Regions from separate parts of the Homo sapiens genome. Here region 2 is linked to region 1. A link is a loop called in an ENCODE intact Hi-C map of the cell type or tissue named here. Cell type or tissue: mammary epithelial cell. All regions are shown on one strand. Links, peaks and the distances in the headings refer to the core of each region. The heading gives the core; the rest is flanking DNA. Region 1 has its middle 600 kb from the start of HULC. Region 2 has its middle 550 kb from the start of TFAP2A-AS2.

Region 1 (10,437 bases), core at 3,424-8,423:
GAGTTACTATAGACACTTGTAGCCAAAATATAGAGTTATAGGGTATGATCATTAAATACACTTCTGAATAATGAAGGTGTGTTCCAAAACTCCTTTTTAATGTCTTTGGTTTTGAAACTTGCCCTGTCTTCCATGTCTCTACGTGTTCCCTCCTGCCTTGGTACAAGGGACAGGTAAGAGGAGTTTTGTGCCATCTGAGTAGCAGGTCACACAGCTAGTCTAAAATCACTTCAATCTGATTTATTGATATCGCTTAGTGTTATTGATCCAAAATAAATTGCTCCAAGTTCACATCTGCTAGATTAACATATTTCTCTACTGCTGTCAGCTAAAAATGTACTTTTATGTAAGCACCTGTACATTTTCCACGAAATACATTCATGTTCTTTCAGCACTTACATAGCATAAAGTAATATATTATTCACGCGTTCCTCCCTTCTACATTATGAGTCAATTCTATGTATTTTTATCTTCTGTTTCATCAGCGATTCCCTTGCATTTAAAAATGTTCGTGAACTGCAAACTACATAGTTTATTTTTCTTGCAAATTAGGAGTCCCTGCAAATGTTCTGCTTGAGGAAAAAACACCACCATTGGAATGAGCAGGAGAACTTAAACCAACTGGGACTTGACATATTAAATGTAAACATAGCTTAGGTAGATAGATAGATAGATATAGCAAATTACACCTTTCCTTGGTTAACACATCTAAAGTTCTTGAAGCTATGGTTTCAAAACCTATGATATTTTCTTCTTAAGTGCAGGAATGCTGGAAAATTAAAAACTTAAAAACTAGTGTGTGTACAATTTACTGGATACCAACAATCATGAAATTGTTTCTTTAGAATTCCAAGTATATATACATATATATATATGCGCACACATATAATTAAAATCTATTTTATTTGTCCATTTATTTATTTATGAAATAAATATTATGAATACAAAATTACTTTGAGGGAAAAGTACCTCTTTAGATACTGAAAGATAAATACTAAAATTAATCCCAACTCAACATATATAATTTTATGTATTATATTATTATTAATATGTATTATATTAGCTATATGGTTTATGTATAAAAGACCTTGCCAAGCTATTCAGATATTTACCTTATTAAATACTTATTTAAAATATTTAATAAATATTTTCTTAAATATATGTATTCATTTATATTATGAATTAGAGATAGAAGACATGTATGAACTTGTTTTTTCTTCCAGTTTAACAGAATACTAACCCATATTTCAGTTCTCCATATTGATAGCCAATACACACTAAAAACACACCAATTATCTAATGGGGCAATTGCATGGTTCCATAAGTTATCAAGAAGTAGCTTGGCAAGAGGAAAGAAGATTACAGATAGCCTCTGTAATTTTTTGTTTAGCAGCTTTGCACAAAGTTGTTTTGGGAACCTAGTTGATTAGTAGGTGGACATAAAAACATGATTTCACTAAAAGAAAATCCATGTCTCCTTTCAAATCTACTGATGTTTTCTGTAATTATAGAATAGAAGCTTTTTTATTTGTGAAGCCAATATTTTGGAAGGGTATGATTAAATCAGGAGAAGCAGGTCTATATTAACGAACACTGGGGTTTTCTATCTTCTATTCTTTCCTTTCCTTTTCTTTTCTTTTTATTCCTTTTCTTTCATTTGTTCTCCTTTCTTTCTTTTTTCTTTTTACTTCTCCTAGACAGGCAAATTCAAAGAGCATCAGTAGCTAACAAGTTCCCAAATACTCTACAAGTAGTCAGTACTAATGATTACACTACCAAGATTCCAGTGATTTAGTGGTTCATTGCTAATCTCACTCTTACACTCTCTACATGGCTTAGTTCCATCCCATGACTTGAGTTACTCTTTCATCCAATGACAGCACCACTCACTGCATTATGTTGCCAATTACAGCAGAATTTTATAGCTGAGATAAAAGCCAAAACTTTCTAGTTTAGATCTCAAATTTTCCTAGTCCACAATTGTGGTTCTGAGAGAGTAAAAAAAGTTTGAAGGTGGAATGAGAATACATTTTGATGATTTCAATGTCTGAAGTGATGAAGTTTTGAAGCTCTGTTGTGTCTCCTACTATCTGTGACACTCCGGATGTGTTTCTAAAGTTCTCTAAACCTCAGTGACTCTATGCGAATAAAAGAAAATCATGGAGGGGGGATAAAGTATCTGACACACGATGGATCAGCAAATGTGTGGCTATTATAATTTTTAATCGAAAGGGCTATGTTCCTATGAAGTGACAGAATTGTGATAATTCAGGCTTCTTGACTTTTTAGTACATAATTCTTTCATTATTCCATATTCTCTCATATTTGTCTGGAAGTAGGGAATCCTGTAATAATGTACACTTGCAATTGCCAAATGAGAGGTGTAGTTTTGGTTCACGGCAAGCCTCAAAAATACTAGCATATAAAAATATTTTAATATGTTTATTAGGGAACGCCAACAGATACAGATTTTAAAAATGTGAAGACAGCTTACAAAGTAACATATAAAAATATGGGGAAAATATTATAATTTATTTCAATACTGCAGATTTGAAAATACTTTGTGAATAATGTTTGCACTAAGAAGAATTTCTTTAAATTAGCAACTGGATTTTCTTGCATTTTTAAAGCAGTATTTCCTTAAGAAAAAAGCAGGCTTAGTTTCTCTGTGACACAGAAAATTCCTATCATTTTCACTTTGTTCCAAAATTATATTAATGGAGTTTTTGTCATGGGAATAAATTAAAATGGGGCATACCGCATGTGGAACGTGATGGTATTTCTGCAGCATGCGATTTACAAGAAAACAATCTCATTTAGATCATATCACTGACCGCGTGGCCGACACGGGGGACCACCTGGGGCCCATGTGGAACCTCTCCACGCAAATGGGTTCATTCAGTAAGAAACATGTGATTTTTAAGAGATTTCATTTAGAATTCTTCAGAACAAGTTTATGAAAGGATCACTTATATTTAGATTAGAATGGGCTATTTCTTGCAGCTGTGCAAATTTCACATTGTATTTAAGTCCTGGAGATTTCTGACAGAAACGTAAGTTGAATGACAGTGACAGAGAAAGAGGCACCTTAGCAAAAAGAGCCGAAATCATGACCTTTACATTTAAAAATATCTAAGTTTTAGGACCTTCCTGCATAACCCTGCTGCTCTTAGATGTGTGACTTTCCAATATAAAGAATAAAATATACCATTATATAAAGCTTTCATGATCGTGCCCTTTTATCATCAATTTTAATCTACTTGTAAACTAACAAGAGCAATAAGAATGTATCTAAAAACAAATCACAGAATCAAACAAACCAAATTCAGATACAATAATATGCTGGCAATATTAAAATATCAGAATTGGCATCGAAGTATTTATTTATTTTTAAGGAACTTATAAATGTAAAAAGAGTAGGACATACATTTTTGAAATGTTTCTAGGATTTGGAAGATTGCTTTAGTTTTTATTGTAGGCACTTTCCCATAGCAATTCAAATTGTGCTCTAAATCTACATACATCAAACCAAAACATATCCAAAAAAAAAAAAAAAACTGGCCTATGCAATGCACCCATAAATTAGAATCTCCCAAAATGTGTCTTCTCTCAGGATACTAAGGACAAGGATAGTGAGTAAACCAAAGAAACTTTTTTTTCTGTATAGTATTTAATTAAATCAACTGGAAAATGTTGGTAATGAAAAAGTTTTGAAATCACTTATTTATCATTTATTATAAATTCCTAAATACATTATAGAAGTGATGGATTGTACATTGGAAGAAAGAAAGAAGGAAAGAGCACATGATAAAGAAAATTTTGAGTAGCATTACTGTATTCAACAAGTTTCAAGCTGATTGTTTCTCTGGCTTGTGAAATTTATGCTTTTAGCTTATAATGTTCCAAAGGAAATAAAACCACCCACTGGATGTAAGTCAATATCATTATCTCTTCCATTTTTCTGTTTTGCCATCCAAGTTTTTTTTTTTAATTCACAATTTTACAAAATAAAAAGAGAGTCTTTAAGGCCCAACAATCAGGAGACCCTCAAGAGTACAGAAGAGCTGAAGAGGAGGCCAAAGGGAGGTGGAGAAGGGAAGATATAACACATTCTCAGGATAAATCTGCTAGGAAATCTCACAAGTAAGGCATTCAGCCAACTGCCATATGCCCTGACAAAGATACCAACAGCAGCAGTGAGCCCAGGGAGCTGTTTTATCATTAGCCCCTCACCCAGCAGTGGTAGAAACTCATTTAGCCCCATGCTGGACTTTCATTAGGCCAGACTCGCATCAGATGGTCCCATGCTTTGGCTCAGGAGCGGTGTGGCCCTTTATTGGGGGAGGCAGCCACATCTCAGCTCAGCAGGGAGCCCAGATTGGAGTGTTCCTCGCTGACAGATGCCAGGGCCTCAGCGGAGGACCCAGTGGCCAAGGGAGCCTGATGCAAAGCTATCTTTTATGTTGGCATTTTGTGGGCCAAAGCCTATGGAAAAGGAAAAATAATAATCCTAAAGCTTTCAAGTTTGTCTTTAACCTGACTTCCACTGAAAATAAGATAGAGTGAAAAAGAAAATCCACAAAGCTGAAAGCAAAGAGAAAATGCCAAAAATCTTCACTTGGAATCACAACAAAGAGCTGAGCTGACACTGACAATCGTTTGTTGTTTTTTTTTTTCCTCCGGACTGTAATAAAAAGTCAACGAAGCAAGGGATGTCAATATATTCTAATAACAAAGATGTGAAATTTTAGAGGGCCCTTTTCCTTCTTCTTCATAGGGAAGCTTTAAAATATGCAGAAAGAGAGAGCAAGTATCCAAGTCTAATAGATGCATATAGGAAAGATATGTTTCTTAAAAAAAAACAAAAACTAAAACTTACATCATAGCAGTGATACACACTGTGGTTTTGGGGAGAAAGGAATTTAAAAATTCAATTTGTGTTTATTTCTTCTAAATTTATAATTCCATCAAGAATTATAGACAAAAGAAGAAAGCCAGCTGATGCTTTTTTTCTATCAGCCTTTTTCAGGAGGAAAAAATTGTGTTCAATATTTTAATCCCTGATCGTTTAAAAAATTATATTACTATGCTTTATTATCTGAAAGCTTTTTAGAACTATATAAGAACCCAAAATGTATCTTTCTGTTCATTTTTTAGGTGTCCATGAATTATAGAATAAACAACAGATGATCTAGGAGAAACAGAAAGCATTTTTATTCTTTTATTTCATGCATTTAATTGGGTTGTTTTTATACCAATTACAAATGCCATTACTTTATATATAAAGTTTTCATATCAATATGATATACTAAAGAATACTTTTTAAATGCAAGTTATATTTACTAACTCTTCTGAAAATGTGTATTTCAATTTATATAAAAGCAGCAGATTGAAAGGCAAAGAAAAGCAGAATGAACCCTCCTAATATACAGTATTTTCTATGGAAATTTATTTATTGTATATTTAGAAGATTTCAATAAAACATTAGCAAATTACATAACAATCTAAAATACCTGTGATATTCTGAACTCTGAATGTTGGTTGACAGATCAGGAAAAAAAATACTAGTCAGTTTCTCATCTTTTCAAAGATGAGTCTCTAGTTATTGTAAAGTATTCTAGTCTCCTTCTTCATCTTCTCTTGGATGAAGTTTGCAGATATCTTTAGGTCAATGGACCATAGGGAGCTTTCTTGGTGCAGTGAAGCCCTTTATAGTACATTTCTCTCCAGGCATCTCTATTCCTGTTTGTCAATGACATGTGGCTTATCATCCACTTAATCATCCTGGTTTATGTCAATTTACAGGCATGTTAGGGAGCCTCACTGCAGATGGTTTCTTTTACTGAATTTTTAAAAATGAACTTTTGGTATTTCTGTATACTCTTTTATTTTATTTAAATAGTAATATTATTTGAAAGAGAAAATCTTTTTGTTTACTAAGAACTAATGGTGCAAAAATATTGCAAAATTCTTTTTAAAAGAAAACAGACAATAAGCAACTATAGACCAATAACCCAAACAAAAAATAAATAAGAAGCTGAAATTATTGCAGTATCATTGACATTTTGAGACTGGCTCTCTCTGGCTTTTAATTTTAGAAGTAGAGCTAGTGTAGGTATGTATGAAGGTGTGTGTGTGCGTGTGTGTGTGTGTGTGAAAATAATTACCAGTGACCTACAGTAACAGTCCTTCCCGCCTAGATGTTTCAGCTGCATTTGACGTCGTTATTGCCTGAGACAACAGTCTGGCTGCGATGTTAACAAACTGGGCCAAGCCTCTTTGATGCACCACAGGTATTAGAAAGTTGAGCACTCACGTAAGCCCTCGAGCAGGTGGGCTGTGTTGAAGCGCCACCTACTGAAACATCGTGTTTCCCAATCCTGCATTCCCAAAGTTGTCATTTACTACAGCATTGGCAAAACTGGTTCAGGGGAAAAAATTCCAGTACAAATGAAATCCTATTTTTGGCAAGCAGGACTCTATAAGTGTGTCAGCTTCCAACTTTACTGATTACAGCAGTTTGTCTATGCTGATGCATTTTTGATCTCTCTTTTCTAAGTAAGAATATAGACCAAAAGGAATACCAGCTTGCATGTTCATAAATTGGGTCATTGATGAGTGTAGGAAAAGAAGGGAGAGGAAGGAAGAGGACCGGGCAGTGTTCAATGCAATTTACACATTTGCAAGATTTTTTTTCATAATAAAATAGATCTGAGTAAAAAATGTCATACAATCTCATACACTCACACGTGCACCTACATAAATCTCTAACGGATTATATTCATCCTAAGGGAGGTGATTAAAATAACACCCAAATTGACATCTGTATGCACATTCCCCTATTGTTGCCAACCTACTCTCTATTATTAAAAAAAAAAAAAGAAAAAAGTGTTCAGGAGGAACTGAATATTCTATCTCACTTTATAAGTGAGAATAAGAATGCTGTCCAGCCACATTGCAAGAGGTAACACTAGCTCATGACAGACAGGACAAGCTTTAATAACTGATCTTGAGATTGGTTGAGATGTTGTTAGGTTTTAAAACAGAATGGCATGTTACATATCATGGACATTGAGAAAACAAAATGATTTTCTTTCTAAAACAATTTCTTAAAAATATAATGTAGCGTTTCTTCTACATAGCAGGCTTGCCCTTGGTGGGGAAAGCCATTTATGGTGACAGCATAAGGATTTCTATTTGTAGAATTTAGGGGAAGAGATTATTGGGTTTTTCGACTCCATTTTTAAAGTTATTCAAGTAGTAAATCCATTCTTCATGGAAATATAGACTATTTAAATAATATACCAAAGGCTAATTCTGACAGTGCTAATATAATTTTCTGAATCAAGGTCATTTGTTTTACACACACACACACATATATATATACACATATAAACTATATATATAAACTATACATATAAACTATATATATAAACTATATATATAAAGTATATATGGTGCAAAAATATTGCAAAATTCTTTTTAAAAGAAAACAAATAGACATGCATAGAAGCAACTATAAACCAATAACCCAAACAAAAAATAATATATGTAATTTATATATATATTTATTTATTTATTTAAACAATGAAAGTAAAAGTTCCCAGGCCTGATATATTCTTAAAGTTCTCTTTGGTAAATATATATTTGTATGCTATAAATAAGAGCTGTGCAGAAGTCTATATAAGTAGAAAAGTCATTTATATACTTAACTACTGTAGCAACACATTTACATAGGCTCCCTCTAAGACTGCAATGTTTTATTACGTTGACTTTTAGACTCATAAACTTCCAAAGGTAATACCCCCTATAACACTTATCTTTTTCCAAAACAACCACTGGCCTTTCATTACATAGAAAGCTTAATTGTCAAAGTCACAATTAAATCCTATTAAGGGATTGGTTTAAAGCCACAAAGGAGTAAAACAAATTTGAGAAAGCGGCTTAATCCTCTTCCTCAACTATGAACCATTAGGCATTGTGTTTTTAATGTAAAAAGAACTTGGAATTTAGATCCAAAATAGTTATTCACATATAATATTTTAGGTATTGCTCTAATTTATTTTTAGGCCATTGTTCTTAGTCAGAATTAAAAGCTGCACCCTTGGGAATTATAACCCTGGCAAGAAGTGGGGCTGGCTTTTGTGGCCTCCACTAACTCATTTGATCAAAAAGAATGGGAATTCTTTCCCTATCATCCATAAAATGTGGGTCATAGTAACTACTTTTTCTCCCGGAAAAGCTATGGAAATAATAACCTTAAATCATCAAGATTTTCAAAGAGAGACATTATTTCAAAATCAAAATTTCAAAACTTTCCTGAAAATGCAAATTAAATTTTAAGCTTAATTAATCCAAATTTGTACGTGGAAATACATACCAACATGTATGCTAACATGCTCTTATAAAAAGGTCAGCCTCAGAAACAATTCTTTTACTAGTTTATGAAAAAGACCAACTTAGAACTGGTGCCAGAGTCAGCATTCCACATTATTAAAAAGCAAATTTAAGGATAGGGTTTATTACAGGCAAGTCTTCATTCTATGATGGAATTTTATTTTAAAGGTTTTTAAATATCTACCAGAATAGAAAAGGAAAATATGGGCATTAAACACCTGCAGCCCCGAAAAGCAGACCATTTCACTCAACAGAAAGAAAAGAATGAATCCACCTAAGAGGAAACTTTTTCTCACTTTATGGAAGCATGTGCTCTTCAAATCTGCCCTTGCAAAAGAGCATAGTGATCAAAATACGCACATGCTTCAGGTCGTAACAACTAACACCTAAAATAACAAAACACAGACGCACAAATAGAATCATGAACATATTGATAAAATGGATTAGACTTCATCATCTTCTACTGTGTCCCAAACAAAATATCACTCATTCATGAATTCAGCCCCAAGGCAGAATCTGAGTAAATAAATGGGCCTTGCCCCATGCTCCAGGGTCACCACACTCTGGTTTGGCTTGCTCAATGGAGAGCAAATTCCAAAGTGGAGAGCACTCTGCCTGATGACACCCAGTTTCAGCCTGAAGACTATTAGCAATCCAAGGTAGCTGGTGCTTTGAGGTCATACACCACAGACACGCAATTTGGAAATAAAATAAGTGCCTAAACCAGTCTATCTAGTAGATACGCGAGGGTGCATTTAGGTGGTTCTTTTCACCTTTAGACAATTATTTAAAATAAGAGTGCTTTCTTTACAAGTCTCAAAGTTGGCTTAATCTTTATACTTTGCTAAAAAATCAGTATGTAATCAAGTCCTCTAAGGAATGGTTCTAATTTAATGTATTCTGGATTTCATTTAAAGAAATCTGGAAGGACTTTCAAAGCACTGCAACTTTTTCAGAGCAAATGAAAAGTATGTCTTAAATGGTATTTGGCAGTTAACATCCCCCTAATGACACCATTGCTAAGTTGTTTGAAAACTATGATTCCCATTGTCTGGACAGAAGTGCCCACTTTTCTCTCTAAGAATGTCCTATTAAGTTTAGTGAAACAATGCTAGGACTTAAGTCCATGGTGTGCAATGTGGCCCAAGTATTAAGCATTCAAGAACGCACAGAAAATACAGAGTAAGATGGCACAGATCAAACCTAATTATGTATGCATGCACATATTTTCTATATACAAAATAAATACTTAAAAGTTAATAACTAGAAAATAGCAAATGTCTTCTAGATATTTAAATCCAGAGATTTCTGATTAAAAATTTCATGTTGCATATATAACTGTATTACATGGTTTCTAAGCCTGGTGCACAGGCTGGATTATCCTATACTCTACTGGTTGAAGAATCTTGATATAAATAATTTTATTCTCATATTTTCCAGTCATGAAAATTTACATCTTATAATAAAATCATAAATATTTGTCTTCCAAGAGCAAACAGATTGCTCTCTATACATCTAATTTTTCCTATATTCTCTACCAATAAGATTTTAATAAGAAATATTACCACTTACTTACCCTCCCAAATACTTGCAAATTATTTTCTTTATAAAATTATAATATATATATATAGTTAATTAAAAACTGAGACTTCCATACCTACAAGTTAAGAAAAAAAAGTTCTGTAACTATTCAGACTATTACTCACTCAAAATACTGTATATATAAAAAGAAAAACATGTTGAAAAGTTGATAATTAACTCAAATAAAAATCAATGTGACATTCGTTTGTAGTTATTCATATCATTTTTCTAAACTTCAAAGCAGCAGCAGCATCTAAATGTTTGCCCAAAGTTCCCAATTTTGGCTTTAACTGTAGCTATTTAGCTTGTAAAGCACAACGCTGGCCTAATTTCCAAGCTTTAGACCTTATTAGTGAACAAATTTCTATATTTAGAACCTCATATTACACTTGATTCTTCACATACCTGATTTTTAGTGCCAAGCTCCTGATTTAGGTTCCTAAATGCATATTTCAAGCT
Region 2 (10,437 bases), core at 3,360-8,359, 600 kb before region 1:
AATCAGGAACTTGTTGTGGCATAATAAAGCCTGTGGAGGTGGCCTATTTATTATTATTAAGGAGACTTTTCTTTGATTGGAAGGAAATCATTTAAGATTGAAGACATATTTAGGAGAGCTGTGATGGAAGGCTGTTGACAGAAAAATAATTTTTCTATTTTTAATTTCTGTTTCCATTGTGAAAGAGGTAATGAATTAAAAAAAGTTACAGAAAAGTAGTTGGAGGCTTTTCTTTTTGAGCCTAGCTATATGGTGAGGGTTGAGTAAAAACAGGAAGAAATCTCGTAGTCTATCATTAATGTAGTTCAGGCAGCAGGAGGAAGCTTTGCTGATTTGAAGAGTTCGCCAGAAGAGTTCAGACAGTCTAGGCCAGATCAACACCTGGAGGTAGTGTAGGTAAAAGAAAATGTAGAGAATTCTAAGAGTAGAGAAAAAAGTCAAGGACGTGTCAGCAACAGCACAGCAGCAGTGGACTTGATGAGATAAGGTGCTTTTTACACTTCCTTAAATTTTGCTTTATTTTATATCTTTATGCACTTATGAGACATATAGTGTAACTAGAACACGCTATTATTGGCTTTGTTATTTTAGTAATGAGTTAATTTTTTAAAATTTAAAAATACTTTATTACTAAACAATGCTAATGATCATCTGAGCCTTCAGCAAGTGGTCATCTTTTTGCTAGTGTAGGGTTGTCTCAAGGTTACAGCTGCTGACTGATCACAGTGGTGGTTGCAAAGGCTGAGGTGGCTGTGGCAATTTCTTAAGATAAGGCAACAATCACTTGCCACGTTAAATGACTCTTCTTTTCACAAAAGATTTTTCTGTAGCATATGGTGCTATTTTACTGCATTTTACCCACAGTACAACTTCTTTCAAAATTGGAATCATCAGCCTGGCGCGGTGGCTCACGCCTGTAGTCCCTGCACTTTGGGAGGCCAAGGCAGGTGGATCACCTGAGGTCAGCAGTTCAAGACCAGCCTGGCCAATATGATGAAACCCCGTCTCTACTAAAAATACAAAAAATTAGCTGGGCGTGGTGGTGCATGCCCATAATCCCAGCTACTCAGGAGGCTGAGGCAGGAGAATCGCTTGAACCCGGGAAGCGGAGGTTGCAGTGGGCCGAGATCGTGCCACAGCACTCCAGCCTGGGCAACAAGAGCAAAACTCCACCAAAAAAATAAAATAAAATAATCAAAGTTGCTGAATTGCTGCAATCTCATGGTCAAACTTGAATGGATAAGGAGTTGCTTCTTAGGAATGAGCAAAGAATAGTTTCTTGAGATCGAATCTACTCCCGATGAAGATTCTGTGAACATTGTTGAAATGATAACAAAACATTTAGAATATTACATAAATTGAGTTAATGAGTTAATTTTAAAATGAAACATGTATACAGATGAGTTGTGAATTTTAGCTCTTGTGTGACCTATTGGGCTGGATGAGTATTATTGTTTCATCTTTATTCATTCTCAGTATACCACCTTGTGTGGCTAAGACAGCAGAGGCACTACAGATTTGGTTCCTAGAAGGGAATATTTGGTCTTAGGAGGCTGCCCTAATATTTCTAGATCTGAGACGGATGTGAACTCACAAGGAAAATAAGAAAGCAATTGTTCAATTATTTTTTAGATAAAATAATTGAAGACATTAAAGCCTATTGTTTCCAAAAATGTAAACCAGACAAATGGACTTTCTGCCATGTAATGAGAACATGAAAAAAAAAATTACCAAGTTTTAAAATAGCATACTCTACTTGATTGGGAATCCTGCTACATTATGTTCCAATTGTGTGATCTCAAGCAAACTCACCCCTCTGGAGTTCAGTATTTATATCTATAAAATAACAGGAATGATACCTGCCTTTCTTATGTCACAAAAATGTTAAAGACAAATTTGAGTCTGTGGTTTTACATCAAATGGGATTATCATATATGGAGTTGAAACCAAAAGAATGCATTACAGTGCATTTTACATGCTAATTTTGCTTTAATACCTTCATTTGAGTTTATTCAAATACACCTGCCCAAGTATGTAAAGTCTGAGGAAATGTGAGGGTTGATGGGAAAACAGAAGACTGTATAATAAATTAATGGGTAGCCCTTCATAATTACGTAAATTGGAATAAAACCTCATTCAATGTCCTAGAGAAACATTAATTAAGAAGTGGAAACTAAAGTTTGACGGACAGTCAAAAATATGTAGTACATTTTGGAATATATTTTCTTTTTATGAAATGAGTGGTGAAAGCTTAAAATTAGGTATGTAAAACCAGGGAGAAATGATAAAGCAGAAATACAATAAGGTCAGAGATACAGAACTAAGGCATACTATTGCATCCAGTGTTGACTTATTTTTTTATAGGGTGGATGCCCCATGTAATGATTGCCTTCCTGAAGTTAAGAGAAATTATAACATTAGAGTCATCCAGGACCTTTTGAAATTCTCCTCAGGGCCAGTTTCGGTCGGCTTATTTTTCTCAAGTTTATATTCCATCTTTGCTTAGTACCCATTGCATTGTCAAATGGTAGACAGACAATGAAATTGTAAATGAATGAACAAATGAATGCTTTAGGTTGCTAAAATTCACATGTGATTTCCTTATTCTCATTTATGTTTCAAATATCCTGTACTTCCATCATGTTGTTAGCTTACGTTGCATAAACTTGATTGTATAGTTGCATTATAGCGTCAATGAGCTATGTATTTTAGTGTGGTATTTTTGGTGGCAAATATCATTCTTCCATTTCCATGTTTAGCACTCCCTTTAGGATCTCTCATAAGGCAGGTCTAGCGGCAAGAAATTCCCTTAATGTTCGATTGCCTGAAAAGCAATTTACTTCTTTGCTTAAGAGTGTTTGGTGGGCTATAATTCTTTTCTGGAATTTATTCTCTGTAAGGATGCTATAAATGGGCCCCCAGATCTCTTCTGGCTTGTAAGGTTTCTGCTGAAAGGTCTACTGTTTGCCTGATTGGGTTCTCTTTGTAAATAACCTGTCCCTTCTCTCTGGCTGCTTTAAAGATCTTTTCCTTTCATATTGATCTTGGAGAATCTGATGACAATGTGTCTTGAGGATGGTCATCTTACGTAGTATCTCACAAGGGTTCTCTGAGTTTATTGAATTTGCATGTCAACCTCTCCAGCAAAATTGGTAAAATGAAGTCAAGTTATTAGTTTCCACGCACTTCTATAGATTTTTTTTAGTTTTTAAAGCTTTATGTGTACATAGTAGGTGTATATGTTTATAGAGTATGTGAGATATTTTGATACAGGCATGCAATGTGTAATAACCACAACAGGGTAAATGGGATATCCATCACCTCAAGCTTTGTGTAAATTTTGACAGTTCCTCTTAGTATTGATTTCTAATTTTACTCTACTATGGCCTGGGAAGATACTGGAGATGCTTTTGATATTTTTTTAAAATTTAATGAGCATTGTTTTATGGCTAAGCATATGATTAATTTGGAGAATGTTCCACATGCAGATGAGAAAAGTGTGTATTCTGGAGTTGTTGGTTAGAATGTTCAGTAAATGTCTACTAGGTCTAGAGTCCAGTTGAAGTCCAGAGTTTCCTTGTTGACTTTTTGTTGCACACTGTGAAGTGGAGTGTTAAAGTCCCCTACTAGTGCTTCAGTGCCAATCTCTTTTCTTAGGTCTAGTAGTATTTGTTTTATGAATTTCAGTGATTGTTGTTGGGTGCATATATATTTAAGATATTTAAATCTTATCATATTGAACCCTTTATCACTATATAATGCCCTTCTTTATCTTTTTTTTTTAACTGTTGTTGGTTTAAAGTCTGTTTTTATCTGATGTAAAAATAGCTATTTCTGCTTGCTTTTGTTTTCCATTTGTGTGATGTATCTTTTTCCACCTCTTTACTTTGAATTTGTAAATGTCTGTTGTAGGCAGTAGATGGTTGGATCTTGTTTTTTGATCCAATTTGCTAGCCTGCATCTTTTAAGTGCAGTTTTTGGACTATTTATGTTCAACATGAATATTGATATGTGAGACTTTGTTTCTTTCACAGTATTGTTAGTGAGTTTCCTTGGAGTCTCAATTTTGTAACTGTTTTATAGGATTTGTGATATGTCTATTTACATGTGCTTTTTCTTCATGGTGAGTATCATCGTTTCATTTTTTTGTTTAAAACTCCTTTGAGCATTTCTTACAGAGCTGGTCTAGTGGTGATGAATTCTATCATCTTTTGCTTGTCTGAGAAAAAGTTTATTTCTCCTTATTTATGAAGGTTAGTTTGGTGGGATGTAAAATTCTTGGCCGGCAGTTTTTCTCCTTAACAAGGCTAAAAATAGGCCCCCATCCTTTTCTGGCTTGTAAGGTTTCTGCTGAGAAGTTCACTGTTGGTCTTGTGAGATTCTCTTTATAGATTATTTGACACTTATGTCTAGCTGCCTTTAAGATTTGCTCTTTTATTTTGACCTTGGATAGCCTGATGTCTATATGCCTTGGTGATGTTCATTTTGTATAGTGTCTTAAAGTATTCTCTGAATTTCTTGTTTCTGGGTGTCTACATCTGTAGTACAATCAGGGAAATTTTTCTGAATTATTATCTCAAACATGTTTTCCAAGTTGGTTTCTTTTTCTTCTTTTCCTCAGGAATGCCTATAAGTCACATTTGGTTGCTCTCAATAATCTCATATTTCTTAAAAGCTTTGTTTTTCTTTCGACATTCTTTTTTCTTTATTTTATCTGTCTGGGTTAATTAGAAAGACTGTTCTTCAAGCTCTGAAATTCTTTTTTCTGGTTGGTATAATCTATTATTAAAGCTTTCAACTGTGTTTTGAAATTCCTTCAGTAAATTTTTCATTTCCAGAAATTGTGTTGTGTTTTTTAAAAAACATATCCAGCTTGTCTTTCAATTCCTGGTTTATTTTGGTGTTCCTTTGTATTACTTTTTAACTTTCTCTAGGATTTTACTGAACTTCTTTGCAATTTGTATCTTGAATTTTTTGCCTGTCATTTCAACGTTTTCATTTTGGTTAGGATCCATTGCTAGAGAGCTAGAGTGGCACTTTGGGGATGCCACAACATTTCGTTTCTTCATGGTGCTGGAGTTCTTGTTCTGGTTCCTTCTCTATATGTCAGTTCTTACTTTTGGATTTACTTACATTTGGGTGGGATTTTTTTTCTTCTCCTCTTGAGGCTATTACTGCTCCATCTGTTGCATAGGGTCTTTTGGTTTTGCTTCTATGTGCTTTTAGCAGGCTAAGGCACTGTATGAATTCCTTGGTTATAGACATCCTTAGTACAGTGGTTTTCTCAAGTATGTGTGGTCAGGCTTACTGTCTCCTATAGCAGTGGGTAGGTGGAGGTCTCAAGAGACTTATCTCATTCCCCAGCGGTGTTCACTTCTGTCAGCAGAAATTAAATTTGGTTGGGCAGTTCAACCTTCAGGCCAGGAGGTGGCACTTGCAGGTAAGAGCTGGCTGAGCGCTGTACAGTGATGTCAGCAGAAGTTGTGGTGAGTCATGCAGTTTGGCATCCATGCCATTAAGTGGGGCCTGTAGGTGAGATGCAGTTGCGGTGATGACTGGGATTTTTACTTGGCCTTTGTTGATGAGAGCAATACCAGGGTGTCCCTGGCAATGGACGAGACATGGGGCTCTCAGGGTTCTCGTTCTGCACTCTGCTGCCAAGGAGCTGGAGGGGGCAAAGCTAGGCAGGGCTAGCTAGGTGGAGCTGGATTGTGCAAGCCCATTACCAGGCTCTCTGAGTGCTGCACCCTTGAGGGGTTGTCGGGGAAGTCCTCAGGTCACTGGGACAACCCTCCAGGGAGGGATTGAGGCACTCCTTCTGCACCTGTCATGGAAAGAGGGGTGGCCATGGTTTTCAGCTCAGAAGGTAGGGGCCATAGGGCCTGTTCAGCTCTGCTCTGACACCTCTGCGCAGGTGGGTCTCTGTCACTGGCAACAGGCCTGACTTGTTAGGCTAGTTCCAAGCCGTCTGCACCCAGATCACCACACCGTCCCAAGCATCCCAGACCTCAAGGCTTCCTGTGGCAGAAACTGCAGCTTTCAGGCCACATCCTTCCTAGTCCAGTTTTGTGAAGGGAGCACCACTACACACTCTTCACTGTGCTTTGTCAGTGGGAGCTCCTCCCCACCTGGAGACAGTTCACAAATCTCTTCCCCATACCCACAGGTGGTGTGATTGGGTCCTGGGAAACTGGGACTGTGCCAGTAGTTTGTCCTTTGGCTCCTCAGGGTCAAACATTGGCTGTGATTTGGAGAGTAAATTCCTCCCAGGCTGCCAACAAACCACCCAGGCAGTGTGATGGAGGCTATGCCATGGGGACCGCATACCTCTCCTCCTCTGGGAATGACCAGACAGGCAGTCTGGTGAGGGCCTGGCAGGCATGGGGGCATGCAGTTCAGATGCACCTAGGTCCCACTGCAATGGCAGCCAGGCCTGTCTTGGGTGGGTGATCATCCCAGTCCCCACTCTCTCCCAGCTGGACAGACAGCAAGAGCTGCAGTCACCCAGGGCAGGATGCAGAGCCTTGGAGAGTAGGTGCCCAGACTCACCTTTTGCTGCAGTTGCCTCGCACCCTGAAGCCTTTTGGGTTCTCAGGGGTTCAAGTAATACCTCTACATATTCTCCAGGTAATTCCCTCTGCCAGTCCAAAGGTCTGCAGGTTGTGGGAACACCTGTAACTAGGATCTCAGGAGTCTGTGGCAGGAATGTGGTATCCTGAGGTTCCTTCACTTGCTCCTTTATTGGGTCCAGTCTGGGTCTGGGGTCTGGTCCTGATGCCAGGCAGCACCAAGCAGGCAGTGCTGCTTCCTCCTTTTTCAACCACAGTGTCTACTGTCTCCTCTCTATTACATTTCAGTGTTCTCTCTCAAAAGATCTATTGGAAGTGTGAAGGAACTCCATATTTTCCTCTCCGTGGAAGAAGCAAATTCCAGCTTTATCTACGCAGCTTTAATTCTGATACATATTATCAAATTGCTTGTAGCTGTTTTAAATTAAGGCATTGCTGGAGGTTTTTAGAACTTAGAAAAAAGTCCTGAAGTTTGCAATTCTTACCTTGTCCTGAGACTTTCTCCAGTCAATAACACTCTATTTTAGACAAACTTTCTTTCGGTTAACCTCTTATCAAAAGCTATTGACAATTAGAACTTTTCCTTTTCCTTCTCCAGGCCAGACTCCAAACATCTAGGAATGAAAAATGCCCATGGGCATAAGTGTCCTGAACATTCTTATGGATTTGGGTAAACATACTTCCTTTCATCTGGTGGGAATGCAACTATTTAAGTTTTTCCAAGGCTTTATTGCAATTTATTCTTTAGCTTGATGCTTATCAGATTAACTCTTCAATCTAAGTTACTGTATGAGTGTTGTTAACCATATAACACAGAGGCTATATTTAACGAGAATTATTTCATAAGGTTTCACCCTTCAAAGGAAAAAATCTAGTCTTGCCTGTGATATAAACTTTGGATTTTTATTTCAATCATGTATACACATTTTCAATCATTGTAGTAGTTATTAATTATACCACATGTGTATCCTTGATATATATTGGATTGCTAAGTATAAAATTTCCTATTACCTGTGTACTTAAATGTGTGATTTTTTTGAAAATGGAGAGAAAATTAACATATTTAAATGAAAAAATAAAAAAGTTTAAATGACAAAGGAGAGCATTTCTACATAGAAATTCAGAATCTCATATATTGTTATACAATATTTTACTGAAATATGTTGTTTACATTGCTTAGTAGCATGGTTCATGCATGTTTTTAGTTTTAACAAGAAAATTAAAGAATTGACATTGAATTCAAAGACAATTTTAATATTGCTGTTTTGATATTTACTGAGGCTTAATAAATTTGATAGGAATTCCAACAAAGAGATAATTTTCCATATAGGGTTAGGTTATTTTTATTTCTAAATAAGTAATTGCAGTGTGGGAATGATTTCCTGTATGTTTGCACACAAACCATTGTTTTTGAATAGAGTTGGTTCAAATTATCTAAAATATAATCAGAATATGAAACTCAGAACTCATTAATATAGGGGTTAGGTACAGTGCTCTGGAGGTCAGCTCTCTAGGCCTGAGGTCCCCTTGCTTTTGCCATTTCCTTGCTTGTAAAATGGAGACAATAATAGTATCTACCTGAAAGGTTAATGTGAGGATTCTGTGGATTGGTGCATATAAAGTCCTTAGATTAATACCTGGCACATTAGAGGTAGTCAGTGAATATTTGCTAGAATTATGTCCTTTATTTTTTTCCTTCTCCCCTATACTAGCCATTACCACAAGCAAGAAGATCATGAGTATGAATATTAATATCCAAGTGAAATATTCAATAGTAGATAAAATGAAAAATAGCAACCACCCAGTTTGTAGAACTTAATCTGTTCTTTGATGACTTTTGCTGCTTGTCCAAAAGAGAGTTAAGGAAACAAAAATAGGATTTATAGCTATTTATGGGAAAATGACAAAACATTTGGAGGGATTGTTTTGTCTCTTTTGAAGAAAGAAGCCTCTGGAACAATCTTGCACTCTCCGTGTCATTTCTTCATATTGCTGTTAGAAAAGGTGATCCAGGCTGGAGAAATCTAGACAGGTAATTTTGGAAAACAATATTTAACTTCTTCAGTGATAGCCAGGAATCTTTTGAATTTTGTTTGAATGTTACATGAATAAGTAGAACATTACTATCTTAATTTCTGGTTGATCAACAATATTTACTGGTAATTTTTGCCAAATTGTTTTCTTTGTATTCCCCAGTTACAGTCAACCATCACTTATTTAGATTGATAGGATCTGGTGGAAAGTTCAGGCTGCAAAGTATTCCAAAGTAAATTTTTATATAACAAAAGAATTACTTTTATATAAAAGCAGAACTATGACTAAAGCTGCATGAAATAATTATTACATAGTAAAGTTTGTGATAAAATCTTCCTTAATGAAGAGATACATTTTAGTTAGTTCACTAAGAATTGATGCTTCTCAAATACTTGAGAAGATTTGCACATAGTTGGCTTGGTGAAGGAGTTCATTCTCTTTGTAAAGCATGCTTGCTCTGTTTGATCCTTTTTGGAAAATGGTACAAAGGGAAATGACATAAGATTTAATAAGATTTTACCATCTAGCCCTTTCTATTTGTTTCCAAAGGGCCATATACATCCACTGATTTAACCTTTAATTGTTTTCACAAGGGGACTTTTTATGACCTAGTCATAGAAAATATAGGGGGGTCAAGTAAGTGAAAAAAAAACCACAAAAAACCTGTTACCCTGTGAATGTATGTTCTAGGAAGGCAATAAATGACTACATGAAAGACCAGTCACACTGAGTAAGAGCTGAATCACAGAGAGTCAACTCTAGTTTCTACCACGTACTGTAACCTTGGGCAAATGCCTTAAGGTCTGTAAGCCTCCATACTTATGTATGAAATAATTATGACACTAAAGCATATACATCATTGGGTTTTTGTGGGGATTAAATAATGTAACACAGACAAACAAATAAATAATATAATGCATACAAATGTGCTTAGAGGTGTCTTACAGAGTGATTTCATTAATTTCCAACACCTAATTCTTGCTGGTGATAGCCAAAGGCTCTGATCTTTCCTCCTAGAACCTTGTGTCTCATTCCTACTTACCACTTCATTTGAGTATCTCAAAAACACCTCAAATTTAACACGTCCAATTGGGGTGCTTAAATTTTGCCTCTCAAAACCCTGTTCATTACTTACCCTATCTTTCCCATCTCAGAAAATGTGTTAGCCCTTTTTTGTGGATATGTGTAGAGCCTTCTATTCGACCTATTTCATCTTTTGCTGTGGAGTAGTAAGCTGTCATCCTGTGAGTAAACTGTAGAGAGGCCCACGTGATAAGGAACCAAAGCCTCTAGCCAATAGTAAACCACAAACTGAGGCCTTCCAACAAACACGTGTCTCAGCCAGGAAACAGATTCTGCCGCCTCATTTGACCCCTGACCTGGCTTCCCACCCAGCTAATAGCTTGATTGCAGATTCATGAGAGACCCTGAGCCAGGAAAACACAGCTAAGTGGCTTTTGAATTTCTGACCTCCAGAAATTGTGTAAGATAGTAAACATTTGTTGTTTTAACTGTCTAGTTTTTGGAGAAATGTGTTATAAAGTGATAAATTACTAATGCAGATTTTGGTACCTGGAGGTGGAGTGTTACCATAACAGAACCTGAAACATGAGGGTGACATTGAAGCTGCACAGTGGGTTTTGAGGAGAGTGTTAGGCTTCTAGTACTTGAAGAAGATATGTCTAGAAACCTTATGGTCTTCAAGAAATGGCGTGAGGGCTTGTAAGAAAGTGAGGAAAATCTCAATGGGAAACGGAAGAGGGGAAATCTTTTTATGGAGTGTCAGAGTGTTTAGCAACACTGCTGTTTGCAGTTATGTGAAAAGTAGAAAATG

What was found. A loop is a pair of places that touch in the nucleus more often than their neighbours do. Peaks named below come from ENCODE experiments on the same cell type or tissue, not always from the same donor. Only the 100,000 strongest peaks of a DNase experiment are listed, where the experiment ranks them.
Region 2: a loop joins it to region 1, with 24 times the contacts of the local background. A loop is called at or near these places in 4 of 110 quality-filtered maps.

The regions. Positions count from the first base shown.
Region 1 is chr6:9,246,874-9,257,310 of GRCh38, reverse strand. No RefSeq gene overlaps it. Among named protein-coding and RNA genes, the nearest start is that of HULC, 600 kb to the right of the region's middle. In mammary epithelial cell, for the core only: a CTCF peak has its summit at 6,355 (motif pointing left); a DNase peak (open chromatin) is centred at 6,310.
Region 2 is chr6:9,847,200-9,857,636 of GRCh38, reverse strand. It overlaps the pseudogene OFCC1. Among named protein-coding and RNA genes, the nearest start is that of TFAP2A-AS2, 550 kb to the left of the region's middle. In mammary epithelial cell, for the core only: a CTCF peak has its summit at 5,423 (motif pointing right); a DNase peak (open chromatin) is centred at 5,496; H3K27ac peaks cover 618 bases.